Linked DNA regions of Homo sapiens: region 2 is linked to region 1. The links are chromatin loops, found by intact Hi-C in ENCODE. Cell type or tissue: OCI-LY7. All regions are shown on one strand. Region 1 has its middle 22 kb from the start of LINC02925. Region 2 has its middle 8.1 kb from the start of GRAMD4.

The links. Peaks named below come from ENCODE experiments on the same cell type or tissue, not always from the same donor. Only the 100,000 strongest peaks of a DNase experiment are listed, where the experiment ranks them.
Region 2: a loop joins it to region 1, with 4 times the contacts of the local background. A loop is called at or near these places in 22 of 110 quality-filtered maps.

What each region holds. Positions count from the first base shown.
Region 1 is chr22:46,562,207-46,564,706 of GRCh38, reverse strand. No RefSeq gene overlaps it. Among named protein-coding and RNA genes, the nearest start is that of LINC02925, 22 kb to the right of the region's middle. RefSeq lists enhancers at 482-651, 641-935, 2,374-2,500. In OCI-LY7, CTCF peaks have their summits at 781, 983 and 1,182 (motif pointing left); DNase peaks (open chromatin) are centred at 796 and 1,186; H3K4me3 peaks cover 710 bases; H3K27ac peaks cover 1,096 bases.
Region 2 is chr22:46,611,042-46,613,541 of GRCh38, reverse strand. It overlaps a transcript of GRAMD4 not described here. Among named protein-coding and RNA genes, the nearest start is that of GRAMD4, 8.1 kb to the left of the region's middle. RefSeq lists an enhancer at 50-189. In OCI-LY7, a CTCF peak has its summit at 1,019; a DNase peak (open chromatin) is centred at 1,041; H3K4me3 peaks cover 976 bases; H3K27ac peaks cover 1,209 bases.

The DNA of each region.
Region 1 (2,500 bases):
CTGTGTCACCTCCGCTGGCCTCTGTAATCAGCATCTGCACGGTGGGCCTTGGATTGATGTCACTCTCTCCCTTTAGATTCCCCTCTTGGAAGGAAAGGCACCAAGGGCCTGCCCCCCTCTCTGCTCAGGATCCTCCAGACAGCTGGCCTCCAGGCCACCCACCCTGAGGCTGACCTCCGGCCAGCTGGGGCCCTGCTGCGCCCCCAGGCTCCTCCTCTGTGGTCAGATGGTTTTCACTTCTTTGGCCTGATTCAGGGGCTGGTGGGCGGGGCAGTGGCTCACACTGGGTTCACCTGTTAAAGTGCAGGGGTAGGGGTAGCTCCCCAAAAGGAGAAGCAACAAAGATGGACACACAGCAAAGCTGTGGGCGTGTCTGCCACAGGCCAGTGTCCCTGGATGCCTTGGGTGGGGTGGGGCTGAGGCAGGCAGCCTGCCAGGCCAGAAAGCATGAGGCCCTGGCCCTGGGCTTGTGTCCCTAGGGATGCAGTGAGCACAGACCTCCCTAGAGGGGGGCCTGGCCCGCCAGAAGCCCAGCCCCGGCCCCTGCCACCAGCCTGTCCTTCCTCAATTCCTAGCTCCAGCCAGATCCCCAGAGATGAGCGACCCTGATGACCAGCAAGGGCAGGCCCGCCCTCCTTCATCTCCCTCCTCTCACCCGGCCCAGCCCGGAGGAGGAGTGTGGTGTGAGTGTAGCCGCAAATCCAGTCAGCTCCCCTGGGCTGAAGCCCCAGAAATGCTGCTCCAGGACCCAGGCAGCTCCAGTCTGCCCCACGTGGCTTCCAGGGGCACAGCCCTCGGCACAGAAGGCTGTAGGTGTGGCCTGCAGCACGGGGTGGAGGCTGGGAAGGGCCTGGGGGACCCAAGGGACGGATCAAGGCCTGTTCAGAGCCAGACTCCAACCACCTGCTCCCAAGCCAGCCCTCAGGCCCTGCTCTGCAATGGGTTCGGTTGCCCTGTGTTCGCCTTCCGGGCCCCAGCCCAGGTAGGAGGATGCTGGCACACCTGCTGGCTACAGGCGGCCCTTCCTTCTCCTCAGGCGAGGAGGTGCCCACTCTGAGCTGTGCAGCCGGGAGCCAGGGTGAGCTGAGCCCCCACCTGCTGCCCCAGGGAGACCCTGCCACGTCTCTCTTAGCCTAATTTAGCTGTGCGTGAACCTCCCACCTGCCCTGCACTAGCTGGTCCCTAAGCTCACTGGGGCCACCTTGTGGCTGCTCACGGCCTCGGCCCCGCAAGTTGGGGCCTGATTTCCACACTGGCTGCATTTGTCCTCTGTGGACTTTTGTCCTCTGTGCCACCTTCTTGGGTGGCACCCGCCACATGCTGTGCTGAGCTACTTCTTTTTTTTTTTTTTTTTCTGAGGCGGAGTCTTGCTCTGTCGCCCAGGCTGCAGTGCAATGGCGCTATCTCGGATCACTGCAAGCTCCGCCTCCCGGGTTCACGCCATTCTCCTGCCTCAGCCTCCCGAGTAGCTGGGACTACAGGTGCGCGTCACCACGCCCGGCTAATTTTTTGTATTTTTAGTAGAGACGGAGTTTCACCATGTTGGCCAGGCTGGTCTCGAACTCCTGACCTCATGATCTGCCCGCCTCGGCCTCCCAAAGTGCTGGGATTACAGGCATGAGCCACTGCACCTGGCCTGTGCTGAGCTACTTCTAAACCCCACAGAGGGCCAGGTGTGCTGGCTCACACCTGTAATCCCAACACTTTGGGAGGCCAAGGCGGATCACCTGAGGTCAGGAGATCGAGACCAGCCTGGCCAACATGGTGAAACTCCATCTCTACTAAAAATACAAAAAATTAGCCGGGCATGGTGGCAGGCACCTGCAATCCCAGCTACTCGGGAGGCTGAGGTAGGAGAACCACTTGAACCTGGGGGTGGGAGGTTGCAGTGAGCCGAGATCGTGCCACTGCACTCCAGCCTGGGCGACAGAATGAGACTCAGTCCCCCCGCAAGAAAACGAAACACCATGGGGGAAGACGCACATTTTCATGTATAGGCTCTTCCTGTTTCACGTGAGGAGCATCGCAGGATGCATCTGTTCTGACACGAGGGGCACCAGATCGCTGGAGGCAAAAAGAGGGATCCTGAGAGGCCGTCTGGGAAAGAGAGAACTGAAAGACAGTGACAGCAGTGACGATGGCTCACACCTCCTGTGTGCCGGGCACTGTTCTGGGCACTTTATACGAACCAGTGAAGAGAGTGGCTGTCAGTGTGAGAGGAGCTCTGGGGACACGGGGATGTCTCGCAATGGGGCTCCTTCCTCCACCTCCCCATGAAGCCTTTGGTAGACCACACAGCCTCATGTGCCTTCAGATGAGTTTGTGTGGAAGTGGAGTGTGGGGCATGCAGGCCTGAGGGTGAGGGCAATGCCTGTCCCCTTGGGATCACTTCACCCTCACAGGGATGCTGGAGCAGGCCTGGGATCCCCCCATCACACAGAGGGAATGACCAGGGCTCCCAGAGCCGGAGCACAATGTCCAGGCTGTGGCTGCTGAATGA
Region 2 (2,500 bases), 49 kb before region 1:
CCTGCCTGGAGGACCCAAAACCACCACATACCACAGCGACAGCAGCTCGGGGACACAGGGAACACTCGCCTGTGCGGGGCTAGGGGTTGCATCCTGGCCCTCTGTGCCTCCAGCACCGAATGGGGCTGACCCACATCTGCTCCAGTCGCCCTAAGTACCACCGGGGCTGGAGAGCCTCGAGGAGTGGACATGTGTCCCACTATCCACCAGATCATCTCAAGCACAGGCATGCAGTGGGTCGCGGCAGCCGGAAGCCAGGCCCAGGCTGGCCACAGCTGTGTGACCTCGGACAGGGGCCCCTGCTCAGGGCTGTTAGAGGACAACATGAGAGTGCTGGAAGGACTCAGCAACCTGCCCAGCCAGCAGTGGTAACGACAGCAAAAACACAGCCCTACTCTCCAAAAAAGTGTTCCACAAACGCTGCTCTCACGCCCCATACATCACCACTGCATAACCACAGGCGCTGGGGAGGCAGCGCTGTCTTGTGGGTGTGGGGAGCCAGGGTAAAAAGTTCTGAGACCATCCCAAGACGCTGCTAGTCACTACGAGCTCCCGAGCAGGGACCCAAGCCCAAAGTCCACGGGTGGGGCAGGAAGGGCCTGTGGGTGAGCAGGGGCTGTGGGCAGCCACAGGAGAGAACCATGGCACACAGAACACAAACAGCACTTCAGCCTGGGGGCCCCGGGAAGCAGGAGACCGCGTCAGGGAAGGCGCAGCAGCCTTCGGCCACCCACTGGCCAGCACGGCTTGTCCTTGCCCCAGCTGTAGACAAACCAGGCCCACACCCTCTGCTCCCATCCGTGATCCAGCCCTAAAGGGTTGAGAGTAAGGTTCCTTGCACCAGGCTGCCCAGGTCAAGCCAGTCCTAACCCTCGGTTTCCAGGTCTTTAGGTAGAGGTAGCAGGGGCACCTGAGCACGCGTGTGAGCTCAGGAGCCCATCTCCAGGGAACCTGGGCCACAGTCCAGGCTTACACCAGCTTGGGCCTTGAGAGGAAGCCTCAGGTGAATGAGGGCTGGCAGCGCCTGCTACAGGCTATTCTCAGGACCAAGCACTGTGCCCTCACTTCCCCCAGGCCTCCCGCGCACCTGAGCCTGCTCAACACCACCAACTCCTGACACCAAGGAGAGAAGGCCTTCCTCCAACAGGCCAAGGACATCATCCAAATCTAGGTCCACAGCACAGCATCCATGGTCAGGAAACCACAGTAACAGTAACAATAACAACAGTACCATCGGCCAGCCTCAGTGGCTCACACCTGAAATCCCAGTACTCTGGGAGTCCAATGCAGGAGAATCACTTGAGCCCAGGAGTTCAAGACCAGCCCAGACAACACGGCAAGACCCCGCCTCTACGAAAAATAAAAGATAAGTTAGCCAGGCGGGATGGTGTGCACCTGTAGTCCCAGCTTCTCAGAAGACTGAGGCAGGAGAGTCGCTTGAGACCAGGAGTTCAAGGCTGCAGTGAGCTATGATCGAACCACTGCACTCCAGCCTGGGCAACAGATCAAGACCCTGTCTCTTCTTTTTTTTTTTTTTTTTTTTTTGAGATGGAGTCTCGCTGTGTCTCCCAGGCTGGAATGCAGTGGTGTAATCTCGGCTCACTGCAAGCTCCGCTTCCCGGGTTCACACCATTCTCCTGCCTCAGCCTCCCGTGTAGCTGGGACTATAGGTGCCCCCCACCATGCCCGGCTAATTTTTTTTTTTTTGTATTTTTAGTAAAGATGGAATTTCACCATGTTAGCCAGGATGGTCTCGATCTCCTGACCTCGTGATCCACCCACCTCGGCCTCCCAAACTGCTAGGATTACAGGCATGAGCCACCACACCCAGCCGAGACCCTGTCTCTAAAAATAAATTAATAAAAATAATGTCACCAACAGTTCCATCCACACCTCAGAAGGGCAGCCTCTGCCCAATAAGCCTTTCTCGGAGTGTACAAAGCAGGATGAAAGGACGAGAGTGACAAGCTCCCACCAGTGTTCATCTCCCCTACCCCAATCACAATGTTGAAAGGAAGAAGCATCTGCTAAACCACCTGACAAATGGGTAAACTGAGGTTCGGGAAGGCAGGGTGAGAAAGAAGTGGCACAACAGGAACACGAACTGACTCCACTGGACTCCATGGCCTGAGCTTGCTTAAACCCCACGACAGCCCCAGAAGCAGCTTAGCACCCGTCACCCCACCCTCCCCAGCATATGCCTCTATTAATCCATCCATCACACCATATGGCAGCTCATAGGCCCCTCTGCCTAGAAGCCTGAATGGGGACCCTGGCAGAGTGACCGCATAGATGTTTATTTTTTATTTAATATTTTTTTTTTTTGAGATGGAGTTTCGCTCCTGTTACCCAGGCTGGACTGCAATGGCGTGATCCTGGCTCACTGCAACCTCTGTCTCCCGGGTTCAAATGATTCCCCTGCCTCAGCCTTCCGAGTAGCTGGGATTACAGGCACCTGCCACCATGCCCGGCTAATTCTTTGTATTTTTAGTAGAGATGG